Regions from separate parts of the Homo sapiens genome. Here region 1 is linked to region 2. A link is an interaction called in ENCODE POLR2A ChIA-PET data of the cell type or tissue named here. Cell type or tissue: GM12878. All regions are shown on one strand. Links, peaks and the distances in the headings refer to the core of each region. The heading gives the core; the rest is flanking DNA. Region 1 overlaps LOC107985656 (a long non-coding RNA gene). Region 2 has its middle 26 kb from the start of TMSB4X.

Region 1 (4,400 bases), core at 5-4,004, 670 kb after region 2:
CCATTCTAAATACCAGTCAGGAAGCCTGCAGCTGGCAGTGCTCCACTGCTTTGGCAAGGGCTGGGCCTTCATCTTCTGGGTCAGATTGCTTTGTTATTTATAACTTCCCAGTAAATGCAAAATATTTTACTAAAGTAGTTATTTTTGTATCTCTCAGATACTGTAAGTACCTAGGCTTTCAGAAGAGCCCCACAATCAGAAGGGAGACCAGATGACAACCTCATATAGTCCCATTTGCATTATTATTTAAAACTGGGATTCCTGGCCAGACGTGGTAGCTCACATCTGTAATCCCAACACTTTGAGAGGCCAAGGTGGGAGGACCACTTGAGCCCAGGAGTTGGAGATCAGTCTGAACCCCGTCTCTACAAAAAATATAGAAATTAGCCAGGCGTGGTGGTGTGTGCCTGTAGTGTCAGCTACCCAGGAGACTGAGGTGGAAGGATCACCTGAGCCCAGGAGATTGAGGCTGCAGTGAGCCATGATTGCACCACTGCACTCCAGCCTGGGTGACAGAGACAGACCCCATCTAAAAAATAATAATAATAATAGATTTCCACAAATGTTAGCATGCATCATCAGAAATGCTCTGTGTTCATGATTGCACATTGCTTTCACTTTTCCAGGTGCCGGGAGCAAAGAGATGATTAAGACACCATCCCAGGCCTCAAGCCCCACGAAACGCAGGGGAAGCGCCATGCTATGCAGCCAGCAATCGTTTTACCTTTTAAGAGCTCTGAGAGAGACACCCACTGGAAAGGGGTGCAGAGGACCCCAGAGGATCAACTAACCCAGTGTGGGAGGGTCAGGGAAAGCTTCATAGAGGCCGTGACCCTTAGGGCAAATCTTGAGAGGAAGATGGCCAGGCAGAGGAAATGGGAAAGTCTGTTCCAGCACCATATTTGCTAGATTCTTGGCACTTTATGTATAGCATCTCCTTTAATCTTCACAACTACCCTGCTGCACAGCATTTTAGAGGTGAGGAAACTAAGGCTGAGAGAGATTAAGTTACTTGCCCAAGGGTACACAGAGACAAAGCCAGGACTAACTCATAACAAAGTGGGTAGGTTTTGTTTATTTTGCATGTCAGATTGCTTCTAGAAATAACAGCAGGCTTCCTATTAATTCCAGGTGAGGTCCTGCTATTTTATAATTGTGGTTTGTTCTTTCAATGCCAGGAGCATGTGGTGTATGGATCCCCCCTTACACCAGTACTGTGCACTCCTCCTGATGATGGAGAGATTGGGAGGGACCACCTGGCTAGGATTGCTGGCTCTCCTGACACCTTCTCGTGGCATCCATGTGGTTTATCCAGTTTTCTGAAAAGTAAGTAATTTTTAAAATACTGAAATTTGACAGTATAAGAACATGTTGCTTTTTAAGGGATATTTACATGTTTATATATTTTTATGAATTTGAAGACTATAAATATATAAATGCAGTTTCAGGTATCATTTCCTATAAAATATAGGGCCTTTCTTTTCTTTTCTTTTCTTTTTTTGAGACAGAGTCTCACTCTGTCACCCAGGCTGGAGTTCAGTGGCGCGATCTTGGCTCACTGCAACCTCTGCCTTCCAGGTTCAAGTGATTCTCGTGCTTCAGCCTTCCAAGTAGCTGGGATTACAGGCATGCACCACCATGCCTGGCTAATTTTTTGTATTGTTTTTAGTAGAGACGGGGGTTTCACCATGTTGCCCAGGCTGGTCTTGAACTCCTGGCCTCATGTGATCCACCTGCTTCAGCCTCCCAAAGTGCTGGCATTACAGATGTGAGCCACCATACCCCGCCAAATATAGGGCCTTTCTATCTTCATGTTCTGCCTGTATGATCTAGGAAAATAACAATCAATTATGAAAAAATAGTTATTTAGAATCCTTTGTTAAATTATTGTAAGTACCCTCCTGGACAGAGAGTCAAAAATAGAATTAAAATTAATTTGTTGGACATACTCTTGCTTTCTTTTAAAATGTAAATGAGATACAAATAGGGGTAGGTTCCAAGTAGTCATTAATCTTTTTCAAATGGTGGCAAATTTTTTTAAAAAATCTAAAACAACCATGGTAAAGTTACATATCCAATTAATAAGCAAGTTAAAACTTCACCCATTCAAAAACTTCTTTACTTTTTATTTTTGGAATATACCATATTCACTTTTGAAATGCAGGTAAACAGATACAGGTAGCTCCCCGGCAGCTACTTTTACAACTTCAGAGTGATGTCATAACTCACGAAATTCCCCTTTGTAGACTGAAACAAAAAATTCAGAAATTTCCAAGGTGCCGGTGAGGCCCTGAGTCATCTGGCTGGATTCCACCTAACGCGCCTATCTGTGAATGATTGAAGACAGAGCTGCAAAACCAGTTTCAGTTTGTTTTTTTTTCTCTAACCACAGCACACCCAGGCACTTGTCCAACAGTTTCCCACGTAGCTCTTCCCCATGGCGTGTGACTTCATGTGCGTGTCAGTTGGGAAGAGCTAAAAGTCAAAGTTCACCCATGTCTAGCAGAAAAGGACTTGAAGATTTTACATGGACTGTGTGTTGGTGTTTATGAGTCCACCAGGCCATCTTGTTTTGTCTTATCTTTTCAGACCGAGGATTTCTATTCCTTCAGTTTTGTTTTCTTTCAGCAGATGGGCTTTTGTCCCCCAGCTTTGTGAAATCTCACGAATTGCTCAGCAGAAAGTTTCCAAATGACTTAGTGGATTTTTATGAACATTTAAAAATGAGGCTGAATGCGGCGGCTCAGGTCTGTAATCCCAGCACTTTGGGAGGCTGAGGCGGGTGGATCATCTGAGGTCAGGAGTTTGAGACCAGCCTGATCAACATGGTGAAACCCTGTCTCTATTAAAAATACAAAAATTAGCTGGGCGTGGTGGTGCGCACCTGTAGTCCCAGCTACCTGGGAGGCTGAGGCACAAGAATTGCTTGAATCCGGGAGGCGGATGTTGCAGTGAGCTGAGATCGTGCCACTGCACTCCAGCCTGGGTGACAGAGGGAGACTCTGTCTCAAAACAAAAAGGACATGGGGGGTTCTTTTTGGGGGTGCTAAAAATGTTCTAAAATTGGTGGTGGTGATGGATGCACATGCTAAACATCACTGAATTGTACACTTTAAATGAGTGAATTGTATAGTATAAATAATATCAATAAAGCTGTTACCCAAAAAAATCAGATGAATGGAAGGAAGAAATTGGAGAGAGGGTCTCTATTGGATATTTATCTCAGTGAGTCATTCTGAACCTTAGTCCCAATTTATACATGCTCGTAATGACAGTCTTTCTCAAAGGGGGCTTTCTGGAGGCCCCAGCCACATCACTGACAGATAAAGAGTGAGTCTCCCAATGCCTTCAAAGTTGTCAGGGCGGTTTCCTGGGCTCTAGCATTTGCGGTTCTGCATAAAACCTGCTTTCACACAGCTCACAGGGCTCAACGGGGATCCCAAATCATCGGTCCTTGTGTTTCTTCCCCATTTCTCAAGCTACAGATCTGAGCTGAACTATCAATGATATTAAACCCCTGGAAAATAAAAAATCCTCTAGAATCAACCCCAAACAGTTGACATTTTCGTTCCCAGTAAGAGTTATACTCAGAAAAGAATTGTAATAACCACAAATGAAATCAGCCCTGCACTCTCGCCCTTCATATTGAGGCCCTGGGATCAATGGCATCAGCATCACCTGGGAGCAAATACCAAAACAAGGGCCGCATCCCAGACCTACTGAATCCCAATCTACATTTTTCACCAAGTCCTCAGCCATCAACTGCATATTAACTGTCCACAGCAGCTGGCCCTACGAAGTCTGCCTTCCTGCTTATACCTTTGGATGAAATGCCTGAGTTCCTAGCATGGAAACTAACATGGATCTCTCTGATTGCCTCGGTCACCAATGACCTCCACCCTCTACGTCACTAAATTCAGGGGACAGTTCTCAGCCTTGAATCCTATCTACAGCATTTGACATGCTTGCTTCCTTCTTGAGAACATTTTCATGTGGCTTGCAGTAGGTTACACTCTCATTGGTTTTCCCTGTCACTGGTCACTCTGTTTCAGTATCATTTGCTGGTTCATCTTTCCTGACTTTTTAACTGGAATGTCCTGGAATGTAATCCTTGGACCCCTTCTATCTACATTCACTCCTTTGGTGATCTTCTCTAGTTCCATGGCTTCCTGCATCATCTCCATGCTAAGGACCTCCCCGCTGTCTATCTTCAGGCTTGCATCTCCCCCTCAGAATTCCAGATCCAGAAACCTAACAGTCAACTTGACAACTCTACTTGCATGTCCAGTGAGCATCTCAAACTTAACATGTTTAAAATCAAGCTTCCAATCTTCTCTCCAGCGCCTCCTTCTCCACTGAATGGCAACTCCATCCTTGTGTACCTTGAGCTAAAGAAACAT
Region 2 (4,400 bases), core at 260-4,259:
CTTTGGGCTCTCTTCTATTTCTATCAGAGTGAATAAAAGAGCTAGTTATTCTAAAGCTTTATGGAAAAGGCAAGATAAAGAGGGGGGAGAGAGGGTGAGAGAGAGAGAACTGCATCAATATACAGCAACATTCTGAGTCTCATTGTCAAGTATTGGCAAACTATCCTAAGTGACATATCCAGATGTGGCTCAATTTCTCATAGAAATTTTTTTAGAGGGCAGTAGGAACCAAGAGACTATGGGGTAGGTAGATCATGTCTTGCCTTGCCTGAGGATCCCTGTATATAATCTATTTTTATCATTAAATAATAATAGAAAATAGAATCGTAGAGGCAACCATCCAGAAGTTTCCAAACATCCAAGTGTTTGACATTATGGAAATATATAGATACAGACTTTCTGGGCTTTACATGGGCTTGTTATCTATCCTTATTTTTATTTATTTGTTTATTTATAGGTATTTACATGGAGAGGGTGGGATAGGTGCATCATGAACCAACTTAATTCATTCAACACTCATTTATGAAGCATCTATTGTGTGTAGGATACTGTGAATGTCACACAAACGAAACACAGGAGCCCTCTGGCTTTATTTGCAATCCTATCCCAGAGACTATAAAGCTTGGAAGAAGCATCATTCAAAGCCATATTGACATCCATCCACATCACTCAGCTTCTGGAAAAGTGGGTCAAAAATATTCAATGAGTTACCCAATTCTCGAAGAGAACAAGAGTGAGATAGAATTCGTTGGTAATTCAATAGATTTCGTTAACTCAATTTCCAGTTTACCAACAGCCAAACCAAAGGCTTCTAAAAGGAGTAAGTCAGCTCTCTGACCTACTCTGATCATTTCTGTGTCTTTTGGAGGAAAAAACAACCAGCCCAACTGCTCTTAGTAAGGAAAACTGCAACCCGCCAGTCAGATGCAGATTTCACCTCTGAACCGAGTGTTTGGTTTCACCTACACACTTCCTGCCGGGTGCTTTGCTCATTCAACGTTCAACAGCTGTATCTTTCCCAATTCGATTCATCTCACTTTCTTTTTGGTCATCAGTGGCAAAACAGTATAAAATACCTTTATTACTATCTGACGCTCAGCGTTATACCCAAGATTTATCTTTTTAAAAGCCAAGAGACCATTGCATTTATCAAAAGGAGAGTAGTGGGTGCCACTGGGGGCTCATATTGCCAGTGGATATTGTGAATTACATTAAGAAGATCTGAGAACAAATGTCTTCTGATATCACCTTCTCATATTTGATTACCACTATTTCATGAGTGCCTTTTATTTTCCTTCTAAACATTTGTGGCATTGTTTTTTTTTTTAAGCAACAGCCAACCTAATATATATTATTTGTGCCACGTGTGGTATTATTGCTAAGACACTCTATGCGGGTTCTGGTGCAATTTTAGTCTTATATTTCTGAGTTGTTAGAGCCATTTAAGTAGCTTGCCTATGGGGGAATCCTTAAAACAGCTCTGAATACCTTAGAGAGGTACATTTTAAGTAAGGCTGCATCATCATTTTGGCTATGAGAGTTCCTGGGATGTGGGGGAAAGGATGTTAAATCAGAACCCTCACATTATTTAAATGTTTTCATGAAGGATATAATCAAGTGTGCCTCTTGATTCTATTTGAAGATGTGCCAAGCGGCAGGGGCCCTCTTGACAAAAGCGGCCAGGAAGTGACTTTTTACTCCCCAGCGACAGCATTTTCAAATTGCTCTTTTCTGCTCAATAAAGGCTAAAAAGGAAGTGAAACCTTTTGTCATATTCTGCACCACTGATTTTTTCCAGACGAGCAGAAATGCCTGCCTGTATATCCTTCTAAGGACTGGCTAAGAAAGGGTGGAAAATAACAGGCAAGAAATGTATCTGTTTGAGTGTCTGTTCTTTGGTTTGGCTATGAAGTAAAACCCAAAAACGACATTGAATTTGGCATTGGAAACTGCAGTGCCATTGTTGCTTTGGGACTGGCTTAACAAGCCCACAATATTCTAGAAGCATGTGCCCGTCCCAGGAGCCGACTCAGCCATTTCTCAAACATGAAGAGGACTGGGCCGTGCAGTCCTGTTTCCTCTTCCTGATCTTTGTAGTAGTTACAAGCTGAACAGAAACATGCAAATAAAAATCGAGAACCCTAAAGAGTAAGAAAATCATTTCCAGAAAGACTGATAATAAATTTCAAGCCATCAGCTCAAATATCACTGATTTAAGTGCATTTGTTCCAGCTCTTTTATAGAATGTGAGGTTAAATACACAAACTTGATATTAGAGTTGTCCCTGTACTAATTCCCGCATGCGATTCTTTTAAAAAGAAAAATAAAATAGAATGATTTTTAAAAATCTCATCTAGAATGAGAAAACATAAAGTGCTTTTGGCTTTCCTTTCCCTGATTTTGAAGGGCTTTTTTTTCCGCTTTTCCTTTACTTCCCTACCTTAAAGATGTTTAAATTTAAGCCAGGTGTGAGCTCTGAGAGAGATCGAAGCTGCATTTTATTTACCTTTGTAGCTCAGACAACCAGAAATGGTAGCGTTAGTATTTGTGGAATGAGTCTTCACCTGACTTATCCTGAAGGGATGCATCTTCTACTTAGGATAATGTTAGATTTGAATTTTACAAGATCCTGAGTCAGTAGTCTGTCATCCAGGCTGCAGTGCAGTGGCACAATCATGGCTCACTGCAGCCTGGACCTCCCAGGCTCAAGTGATCCTCCTACCTCAGCCTCCCAAGTAGCTGGGACTATACGTGTGCACCACCATGCTCGGCTAATTTTTACATTTTTTGTAGAGAACAGGTCTCACTACGTTGCTCAGACTGATCTGGAACCCCTGGCTTCAAGTGACCCTCTCACCTCAGCCTCCCAAAGCGCTGGGATTACAGGTATGAGCCACTGCACCCCACCATTATCATTATTTTAGAGTGTACTCCTACATATAGATATAAAGTTAAGTGTAAAACAGCCTCACGCAGGTCCTTCAGGAGGTATCCAGAAGAAGGCATTGTTATCATAGGAGATGACAGCTCCATGCCTGTTACTTCCCCTGAGGACCTTCCAGTGGGACAAGCTGTGGAGGTGGAAGACAGTGAGATTGACAATCCTGAGCCTGTGTAGGCCTAGGCTAATGTCTGTGTTTGTGTAAAAACACACACAAAAATAAAATAAAAAGTTTGAAAATAGAAAAAAGTTTACAGAATAAGGATATAAAGAAAGAAAACATTTCTGTACAGCTGTACAATGTATATTTTAAGCTGTTATTACAAAAGAGTCAAAAAGCTAAAAAAATTCGAAGGTGTATAAAGTAAAAACGTTACAGTAAGCTAAGGTTAATTTATTATTGAAGAAAGAAAAATATTTTAAACATAAATTTAATGTAGCCTAAGTGTACAGTGTTTATAAAGTCTACTGTAGTATACAGTCATGCCCTGTGCCTTCACATTCACTCACCACTCACTGACTCACCCAGAGCAACTTCCAGTTTTGCAAGCTCCATTTGTGGTAAGTGCCCTATACAGGTGAACCATTTTTTATCTTTTATACCATATATTTACTATACTTTTTCTATGTTTAGATATACAAATACTCACCATTGTATTACAGTTGCCTACAGTATTCAGTACAGGAACATGCTATACAGGTTTGTAGACTAGGAGCAATAGGTTATACCATCTAGACTAGGTGTGCAGGAGGCTACACCAACTAGGTGTGTGTAAGTACCTCTATGATCGAACAATGATGAAATCACCAAACGATGCATTGCTCAGAACATAGCCCCATTGTTAAGTGATGTGTGACTATAATTACACTACTGGGATTACATTTGGGAGAAGTAAGGTCTTCCTTTCTCTTTTTATGAGTTGGAAGATGTATTGAGAAAATCTGCCTTCAGCTGCTATAGTGGTGAGGTGGTGGTAGTTCTCTCTTGCTTCCTGTTAATCATTTACATTTATATGGCCTATTACAACAAAACATTTCAAAGAACCTCATAAACGTGAGGATTGATTCAATTAAACTGTACTTCTGGTCTCTGGGATGAATATGACAATGTTTTGTTCATCTCAGAACTGGAAAATTAAGGCCCAGAAGTTGTAAAGATATTTCTCATTCCAAATTCTGCATATATATATATTATATGAATAAATAATTCAAGAGAGTGAGGAAAAATCATATTTTTTTCTCCTTTGAGCTGGAAACAAAAACCCTTTGTACAGATTTTGATGATTCTTACTTCCTCCAAACCTTAGCTTTATTCATATGTTCTGCAAACTAAACCACCATTATGAAACCAACTGAAACTGTGATCACAGGAGGCCATAAATAAATTAGCTAAAGAATTAAAATCCTCCTGGTCAGGGATTAAGCCTTTTATGATCTTTCTCCTCTATGAAAATACCTT

Evidence for each region. Peaks named below come from ENCODE experiments on the same cell type or tissue, not always from the same donor. Only the 100,000 strongest peaks of a DNase experiment are listed, where the experiment ranks them.
Region 1: POLR2A ChIA-PET joins it to region 2 with 5 read pairs; 2 of 35 experiments call an interaction of 5 or more read pairs at or near these places.

What each region holds. Positions count from the first base shown.
Region 1 is chrX:13,667,058-13,671,457 of GRCh38, forward strand. LOC107985656 (a long non-coding RNA gene) reads left to right here. Exons shown (of 3, transcript XR_002958816.2): 2 at 627-1,668; 3 at 2,773-3,473. Among named protein-coding and RNA genes, the nearest start is that of TCEANC, 16 kb to the left of the region's middle. RefSeq lists enhancers at 1,903-3,102, 2,140-2,279. In GM12878, for the core only: no CTCF peak of the experiment used is centred there; a DNase peak (open chromatin) is centred at 2,444; H3K4me3 peaks cover 1,368 bases; H3K27ac peaks cover 2,834 bases.
Region 2 is chrX:12,998,697-13,003,096 of GRCh38, forward strand. No RefSeq gene overlaps it. Among named protein-coding and RNA genes, the nearest start is that of TMSB4X, 26 kb to the left of the region's middle. In GM12878, for the core only: no CTCF peak of the experiment used is centred there; DNase peaks (open chromatin) are centred at 954 and 1,865; H3K4me3 peaks cover 1,009 bases; H3K27ac peaks cover 4,000 bases.